2 separate regions of the Homo sapiens genome follow, and region 1 is linked to region 2. Evidence: chromatin contacts called from ENCODE Hi-C data. All regions are on one chromosome and are shown on one strand. Each heading gives the region's core, a stretch centred on a gene start or an enhancer-like site at or near the end of the contact. The rest is flanking DNA. Distances are from core to core; before and after follow the strand shown.

Evidence for each region. Hi-C counts contacts between places; a loop is a spot of excess contacts on that map. Pooled maps may share reads with other maps.
Region 1: a loop to region 2 is called in a pooled map, with 19 times the contacts of the local background. The contact joins the promoter of CCDC90B-AS1 here to the promoter of TMEM126A in region 2. A Hi-C loop is called at or near these places in 9 of 50 pooled maps.

The regions. Positions count from the first base shown.
Region 1 is chr11:83,282,978-83,287,923 of GRCh38, forward strand. It overlaps CCDC90B-AS1 (CCDC90B antisense RNA 1), which reads left to right and starts at 3,143. Exons shown (of 3, transcript NR_186344.1): 1 at 3,143-3,570. CCDC90B (coiled-coil domain containing 90B) reads right to left here and starts at 3,390. Exons shown (of 9, transcript NM_021825.5): 1 at 2,896-3,390. The coding sequence starts at 2,995. RefSeq lists enhancers at 2,163-2,759, 2,648-2,727, 2,760-3,355, 2,778-3,427.
Region 2 is chr11:85,646,533-85,651,095 of GRCh38, forward strand. It overlaps TMEM126A (transmembrane protein 126A), which reads left to right and starts at 1,435. Exons shown (of 5, transcript NM_032273.4): 1 at 1,435-1,557; 2 at 3,717-3,809. The coding sequence starts at 3,724. RefSeq lists enhancers at 1,196-1,245, 1,416-1,685.

The sequences.
Region 1 (4,946 bases), core at 1,893-4,392, 2.4 Mb before region 2:
TATGGCTACTTTCATGCTACAGTGGCAAAGCAAATAGTTGTGACTGACCTTACAGCCTACAAAGCCTGAAATATTTATTAGGCTCTTTACAGAAAGTTTGTCAACCCCTGCACTAAACTATACAGTCCTTGAGAGCAGGGACCACATCTGTTCTTGCTCACTACTGAATCCCCAATGCCTACACAATTCTGGATGCTCCATAGATACTTGCTGAATGAAAGGCACTGTGCTTGGCATTATGTATACACAATGATGAATAATACAAAGGAGAAGCATTTGGCCCTCCTTGAGAATAAAGGATCAAGAATGGCTATTTGGATGATGGTAGAACTATATTAAATCTGAGAGAAGTTATCCAGACAGGATGAATGAAATCAGCAAAATCTAGGCATGGGCTGCCTTTGCTATTCTCTTGGCTTCTATTTATTATGGGGTTAAGGAGAGCTGAGAATACAGAAGGATATGTAAAACATTATTCCTTATATGTGCTCAAATATTCACATAATATTTTGCTTAGTCCTCCCAATCCTATGAGGTAGGTATTGACACCCACTGGCAGTAGAACTTTGGGTTTCACTCCACTTTGGAAGCCATAAGGAACTGGAAAAACCATTGGATATTCATAGTAGGGTGTCATAATCACTATTCCAACTGTGTCATGGGCAGTTCAGTGCATAAGCACTCATTAAGAATGTCTTTACAGGCCGGGTGCAGTGGCTTATGCCTGTAATCCTAGCACTTTGGGAAGCCAAGGCAGGCGGATTGCTTGAGCCTAGGAGTTTGAGATCAGCCTGGGCAACGTGGGAAGATTCTGTCCCTACACAAATTACAAAAACTAGCTGGGCATGGTGGTGTGTGCCTGTAGTCCCAGCTACTTGGGAGGCTGAAGTGGGAGGATCACCTGAGCCTGGGAGGCACAGGCTGCAGGGAGCCGAGATGGCGCCAAGGCACACCAGCCTGAGTGACAGAGACCCTGTCTCAAAAAAATAAAAAATAAAAATAAGTAAGTCTTTGCAGCCATATTAATAGGTAGGGGAGATGAAGTGCCCAGAATCAGTGTTTCCAGCTCAAAGTGGAATAACAGATCCTTAATAATTTGAAGAGTTTTGTACAGACTTAAACATCTGTACAAAACCCCAAACCTTTCCTTTCATTGTTACTACTTTTGTTTCTTTGATACCTATCTTGTGGATTTGTTTGTTCGTAATAGCGAGATACAAACTCAAGAGTTTAAAGGTTTAACCAGTTTCACAAAACTACTAAGTCATAGATTGTGGATTGGAACTCTGGCCTATCTTGCACCAAGCTCCTCTTTGCTGGAAAAGGTCAAATTTTACTTTTGAAAAAACAACCAAGCAAACATGTAAAGTGTTGTCCCATTAAATTTAAGCTGCAAGTTTTATATTAATTTACTGCTAATTTTACAGCTGAAACACTTCAGTGTATAGCCAGTTACTTTTCTGTCAGGAATTCAAAAGAACAGGCATTAACAGCATATATTCTTACATGCTGGTCTACTAACGTGCTACACTAGTTGCACTAGAATAACTAAGGTCCTTCCATTGGTCAGAGGTCAAGGTTTTCAAATCCCTTGATTATTGACATTATTAGGCAAGTTTAAACTACTTGTATAAAATAAACATTCAATATTTGTTTAGTGAGGAAGGACACAAATCCTACTAGTTGTAAGAAGAGATTTAAGGTTTCTCCAAGAACACTCAGATTCAAGTGGGATAACTTTTATGTTAAAACATTAACATGTACTTATGGTCATTTATTTCCCAGTATGATATACACTTCAAAGTTCATTCTCTAAGAACATTTAATTTTGTTTTCATTTGGATATGTAAAAGTCAACAAAGATGGCAGCTGGATGACTTCCTGGAGTTCAAAAGTGCTACCTCCTTTTTGTAAAATCCATCATAATGTGTATGTATGCTAAACACTCAAATACCTAACAAAAGAGACCTTGTGAATGACCCTGGCAGCTAAACAGCAATCTCACAGATGGAGGATCAACAACTGCAGTTTTGACTGCAGCTGTTACTGGTGTGGATTAAAATGAAACAATGAGCAAAATAGCACAAGTAACAATATGGAGTATAAATAACAGCGTAGAAGTGTTTGGGTACCGAATGGCTCAGCGTACCTGGCACTGAAGATTCAAGAAGGTGAACAGAGATAAGAGGTGCCTATTCGCCTATTTTGTGGACAACCTTAAAACGGTTTAAAAACTGGGAGGGAAGTTAAAAAACTGGGGGTGAAAAACAACGACGACAACAAAAACCTAGCCCTAGAAACATTTCTCTGAATAAAGTTAGATGTCTTCAGGACACCCTGTTAACAGGGGTGCCAACAGGTTGGAAACTTGTGGGTTCCAGTATTCACTTATTTTCCCAAAGTCTACAATGTGACTGAAATGTACTGAGAATTCCAGTGAGAATAAGGCAGACGTGGCCTGAAATTTATGATGCTGTCTACCAAAAACCTGGGCTCGAGGCCAGCACCTAAAAAAACAAAATCAAAATTTGATCAGGCCACAAAAGAAAACAGGACACCCTCAAACACAGATTACCTTACGTTGGCTCCTGACGAGATTACTAGCCTCTTGTCACCAAAAAACGGAAACAACGGCTGAGAAAGAAGCCGGGCGCGAAGCCCAGGCCTTCAAAGGTTCGCTTTAAGAACAGAAAGGCAGTGCTTTCCTCAGTCCTCGCCCCTTGGGGCGAGCTGGGCAAGTCGGGGCAGCAGGCAGCGGCGTCGCCCAGCACAAGGCGTGAATCCGGGAGGAGGGCGTGGCACCTTCTCTTCCCGTTCGCTCGAGCAGGCGCGACCCCACGGGCATCGTCTCCCTAGAGAGCACTCAGGCATCTATGACACGACGCCTTGCCTCACCTCTCCGCAGGGCCGGCGAGAAATGCCCGCGGGGCCTTGAAACCCAACGATCTCCTCTGCCTTGGGAGAGAAAGAGCCGCCAAGCCTGGCGACTATTCATGTCCTCAGAGTTTTCCGGTGGGAGGGAGGCGGAAGACGGGGTAAATCTCGCACAGGCTTTCGGGCAAGGTAGTTCTGGCACCACAGGAATGCTGGGAATTGTAGTTTTCGCTCTGTCACAAGCTCACCTCCCAGCGCAGGCGCCACCGTGGTCCCACGAAACTGGGTCTCTTCACAGACAGACCCACAGTTCGCGAGCATGGCTCAGCGCTGCCCCGCTTCTCCCAGCGCCCCTTCCCGACCTTTGAACGCCTTCACCGCCCTAGGAAAGCGAGATCTTGTCAGAGAACCTTCCGGCGCCTGTTTCCTGGCAGTGGGGCATAGTCCAACAGCTGGCTCCCCCAAGATAGCCAGCGGCCATTACGCGCTTGGGTCGGGGGAGATGGAGTCGCATTTAGCCGCACAGCAGCCTGGAACCTGAAGTTTTCGGCCGCTGAGCGTTCTGGGTGATTGCGTAGTGCGAGGGCCAACGAAACCTTCTGGGAAGTGTAGTCCAGCAAGCCGCTCACTTTTCGTGAGGCGTCACATCCTGCTGCTTCACCCTCTGGTGCACGGGAGGACCAACTATTTCAGTCGGTATGTCCTTTCTTTAGGGAAGCCGAATTCCTCCGTTTCTAGGAGAAATTCCTTGAATTTTCACCATTTATCCTTCTCAGACCTCAGTTACTCAAGACTGCTCCGCATAGTAAAATGCTGAAAGCAACAATGCACAGTAGTTGTATTAAAATGCACTAATACTCATGAATATTCTCTGTAAGTTGTAAAATGGCACACAGTTGTGCGGTGTTAGTGGCTTACTCTCTCAAGATTCTAAACAATTACGGCTAGGTTTCTATCTATATGTATTCAAAGCTTTGTGAGAGTCAACTAAGTAACAAACACCATTTCTAAGGCCCGAAGCACATTGAAAGAACAAAACTTGATTCCCGCCAACAACTGCTTTAACAGACAATTCATGAAGAGGAAATATAAATTGCTATTTAAAACACTGGGATGGCTGGGCGTGGTGGCTCATGCCTGTAATTCCAGCACTTTGGGAGGCCGAGGCGGGCAGATCACCTGAGGTCGGGAGTTCGAGACCAACCTGACCAACGTGGAGAAACCCTGTCTATATTAAAAATACAAAATTAGCCGGGCGTGGTGGCACATGCCTGTAATCCCAGCTACTCAGGAGGCTGAGGTAGGAGAATCGCTTGAATCCTGGAGGCGGAGGTTGCAGTGAGTCGAGATCACACCATTGCACTCCAGCCTGGGCGACAGAGTGAGACTCGATCTAAAAAAAAAAAAAAAAAATTGGGAAAAAAGTTTGATCTTACCAGTTTCAAAATACAAAACGCAAAACCTTAGGGTATATCGAGGTTAGGGGTCCCAATGATCCCAACAGGATGTAAGCATAGTACTCAACAGGTGCTTTTTCAACCCATGCCCCTCTGTCCGTCTCCCCCTTTCCTCATCTAATGATCCTCAATGCCTGTTGTTTCCACGTTTACCATCATATATTCAATGTTTAGCTCCTACTTATAAGTGAGAACATGTGTATTTGGTTTTCTGTTCTTGGCATTAGGTTGCATAGGATAATGGCTCCAGTTCCATCCATGTTGCTACAAAGAGTATAATTTCCTTATTTTTATGGCTGCATTATATTCCATGGTGTATATGTACCACATTTTCTTTATCCAGTCCACTGTTGATGGGCACTTAGGTTGATTTCATGTCCTTGCTATCGTGAATGGCACTACAATGAACATACGGTTGCATGTGTCTTTTTTTTTTTTTTTTTTTTTTTGGCTTGAGGCAGGGTTTTGCTGCGTCACTCAGGCTGGAGTGCAGTCGTGCATGGCTCACTGCAGCCTCAACTTCCTGGGCTTAACTGATCCTCCTGCCTCAGGCTTCCAAGTAGCTGTGACTACAGGTGTGCACTACCACAACTGGCTAATTTTTGCATGTTTTGT
Region 2 (4,563 bases), core at 185-2,684:
TGGTGGCAGGAGCCTGTAGTCCCAGCTACTTGGGAGGCTGAGGCAGGAGAATGCTGTGAACCCAGGAGGCGGGGCTTGCAGTGAGCCGAAATCACACCACTACACTCCAGCCTGGGTGACAGAACGAGACTCAGTCTCAAAAACAAAAAAAAAAATCAGCTGATCAGCTGGGCGTGGTGGCACACGCCTGTAATCCCAGCTACTCTGGAGGCTGAAGCAGGAGAATCGCTTGAACCTGGAAGGCAGAAGTTGCAATGAGCTGAGATCAGGCCATTGCACTCCAGCCTGGCCGACGAGAGCAAAACTCTGTCTAAAAAATAAAAAATAAAAATAAAAAAAAGACTAGGAATTTTCCTTCTTGTACACCTTCGTGAAAATAAGTCTTTCTATTTGTGCAAGTTTAGAAACTGCAATTACAGACTTCTTGGCACTATGGAGCCTAATGGTCAAGCAACCCTGCAATGGAGAGACAGTATAAAAATTATCTGGACAATGCAACACTTTATCACTTGTTCAGAAATTTGAGAGGATGAGAATAATTAAGATTTCTGATAATGTGTTATGATCATGTATTTATTGCTACAGTTAGTTATATATTTTTTGGCACAATGTTTACCTGCTAATCTTAATGGAGTTAAGATAAAATTCAATTGTAGGCATTTTTCCCTTCTATTGGGTTAATTAGTCCAAGCGAACTGAGCAAAGGTTGCAGGGAGCCCCAGCATGGCTGAGGAAGACCTGGTGAGGCATCCACTGGCTGCTGGGAGGAGAGCATTAGAGGTACCTTCTGAACAGCACTGTCCAATAGAAATATAATGCAAGCCACATATATAATTCTAAATTTTCTAGTATTTATACTTAAAAAGCAAGAAGAAATAAGATGACTTTCACCCAACACTGCTTCCAAATAAGCAGTACTCTGGAGAACACGAGAAATCCTCAGAAAAATAAGCTGCAGCTCTGAGGTGCTGATTATGGTAGGGCAATCAATACAGATCAAAACATGGCACAGGGAGCTTAAGTTCCTAGGGAGAGTAGAAAATCGATAGAGCCAAGAAATAGCTCACCTTTGACTTATTTTTAACCTGAGTAGCTATCATATGCCAAGAGCTGTGCAGTTTTCATTTACCCCATGCCAAGAACGTAAGTAGGCTCTACTGACCAGGAAGTTAAGTAATATGCCCGAGGTACGTTTTCAATGGAAGAGGCTGACTGAGGGTCACCCAACTTATATCTCGAAATTTCACAATTTCTACAAGTTCTGTCCTGGGAGGCAAGAGTAGGTGAAACGAGCACACTCTACGCCAGGCAAACAAACCTCAACGCTTAGCCTCCCGGCACCTCCTAGGGCCGGAAGCTTCTCAGCCCAAAGCCGCTGCTGGCTGCAACCTCCGTCCCGCAGTCCAATTAGCAGCCGCGACCCGGCGCCCGCCCACGCCGCGTCACGAGTCAGCCAAAGATGGCTGCGCCCAGGTAATTTGAGCAAAGGCCACAGTGAACTCCGGCGTGGCTGAGGAAGGAGGAGGCACCCACAGGCTGCTGGGAGGAGAGCATAAGGTACTGGTATTCCGGGGGAGGGGGTGAAGTAAATGTCCCGGTGTCAGGAGAAGCACGACGCGGTGACACGCTAGCTACCAGCAGCGCTGCGCGTAAATGAGAGCAAGTAGAAGTGTAGTTAGCTCTTCCTGCTGTCTTTTCACTTTGCACTCTAGAAGGAAAGACCTTATATTTAAATTAACTCAGTAGAAAGGAGAAATGCCTGAGATTGAATTTAATCCCAGGTTTACTGTCAATTTACAAGGTGACCACGGCCAAATTTGATTTTCAGAGGTCCCACTTTACTTCTCTTTCAGATAGGCCCCACACTGCCTATCTCTCAGAGCTCTTCCAAGAATGACATGAGATAGGTAACACAAAAATCTTTCGAAATATTTGTAGTTTTTACAGGCGGCGTTGTCTTTGATAGATATTTGTTATTAATATCGGAGACAAAATGCCCACAGGGGCTGCCCAGTCAGCACTTATACTGAATTGAGTGACTTAATTGCCCTCAGTACAATATATACATACTAAATTTGATTATATATTTCACCACCCCATACACAAAATCATTCAGAGCTCCTGTACAGCAGAGATTGTGTCTTATCATCTTATCGTAGCCAAGGCCCTCAAAAATTTGACTACCAGAAACCTAGACATAAATTTCTAAGGCTGCTTTGTACTTATTAGGTTAGCTTTAAGTCTAGAGATATGGAATGTCAAGGTAATCAACATTTCCAAATGACCTCTTATCGATATAAAACAGGTAGCAATAAATATTTAAACGAGTGCCTGTAATGTTGTAGGAAATGAGAAAATCTGGTTTCATAAAAGCATGTTTTCCTTTGTTGTTATCCCTGAACTGTTTTTTTTTTTTTTTTTGTAGACCGAGTCTCGCTCTCACCCAGGCTGGAGTGCAGTGGCGAGATCTCGGCACACTGCAACCTCCACCTCCCAGGTTCAAGCGATTCTCCTGCCTCAGCCTCCCGAGTAGCTGGGATTACAGGCAGCTGCCGCCGTGCCTGGCTAATTTTTGTATTTTTAAAAGACAGGGAGTTTCACCATGTTGGCCAGGCTGGTCTCGAACTCCTGACCTCAGGTGATCCGTCTGCCTTGGCCTCCCAAGGTGCTGGGATTACAGGCGTGAGCCACTGCATCCAGCCTTTGTTTTTCTTAACTGTTACCCTGAAACCTGAGCCAAATCTTCATCATTCACCATTCCCTTCACATTTTCACCCTAACTAGTGCAGACATCAACAAACTACTGGCATGTAGGCCATATGCAGCCTATAGCTTGCCTTGGTACAGCCACCCAGCTAAGAATGATTTTTATGTTTTTATAGTTTTTTTAAAAACAAATATTCAACAAAGGCTGTATGTTACCTGCAAAGCCTACCACATTTACATCTGGCCCTTTAAAGTTTGCTGAGCCCTGATCTCAGGTATACCTAGAAATGAAATTGCTAGCTATGTGTGTCTTCTATCTGCTAAATAATACCAAATTCTTTCCCAAAGTGACTGTACAGTTTGGGTAAAGCTACCCCACAGAATGTACACAGAATGTAGTTTTAGCTACCCCGCATTCTTGCCAATAATTGGAATTGTCAGATTTTGATTTTAGCTAACCTATGGGTACCTATTGGTATCTCACTGTGGGTTGTTCCCCCAGTTATAATGAAGGTGAGCATATTTTCATGTTTATTGGCCATTTAACTTTCCTTTTTGTGAAGTGCCTGTTCAAATATTTTGTCAGTTTTTCCGTAGGGCTGCTTACCTTTTTCATGTTGATATGTAGTTCCATGTATGTTCTGGGTACTAACTACTCTTTTGTCAGTTCTATTGCATTTTCTCCCCCACTAGCTTATCTTTATGGTATATGTTGATAACCATAGGTTCTTAACTTCAATACTGTTAGTTTTATAAGTCTTTTATGTTTAGTGCTATTTGTGAATTGTTTAGGAAATACTTTCAAGGATTATGAAGATATTCTGTATTTCCTAAAAGCTTTATGTGTTGCTTTTCATGTTCTGGTTTCTGTTTCACTTAGATTTTTTTTTAATAATATGTATGCAATGATTTTTTTCAGATTAGCTCTACAGTATTATTTTTAGTCTTCAGAAGGTTTTTAAAATTCTTTGTATAAATTCTTGAGAAATGATATCTTCATGTTTTTTAAGGCTCAAAATGGAAAATCATAAATCCAATAATAAGGAAAACATAACAATTGTTGATATATCCAGAAAAATTAACCAGCTTCCAGAAGCAGAAAGGTAAGATCCCTTCTTAATTTAAAAACACCTTTTATCAGGTGGATTTTCACCATTGATTCATTATCTCAAGTTTATCTGGTTTGAGTATAAACAACATGGAATGTGAGAAGGAAATTGCCCTTTTCTTGCCTGGATGAGAGCGTTTAACCATTTTGCTCAACATCACATAGCTAATTGTGGAAGGTGAGGCTGGAACTCATGTCTTTGGACATACCTAATTGTATAATGTTTTGAGTTTTTCCATTAGGCTTGGAGTATAGTAAAATGTAAACATTTACAGACCCATTTAAATAACAAAACTTTAACTTTTAAAATGTCTTTTTTTTCCCAGTTCATTCTGTCAGTATGCTTACCAGTCTAAGAGTACCATAGAACACACATAGCAAGATAGAGAATGTCAGAGAAATAGGATCATGGCTAAAGATCTTTAAGATATTATTAAAGAGGGCCAGGCATGGTGGCTCACGCCAGTAATCCCAGCACTTTGGGAGGCCAGGGTGGGCAGATCACCTGAGGTCAGGAGTTCAGACCAGCCTGGCCAACATGGTGAAACCTCATCTCTACTAAAAGTACAAAAATTAGCTGGGCGTGGTGGCAGGTGCCTGTAATCCCAGCTACTTGGGAGGCTGAGGCAGGAGAATTGCTTGAACCAGGGAGGCGGAGGTTGCAGTGAGCCGAGATCACACCACTACACCCCAGCCTGGGCGACAAGAGTGAGGATCCGTCTCAAAAAAAAAAAAAAAAAAAAAAGATA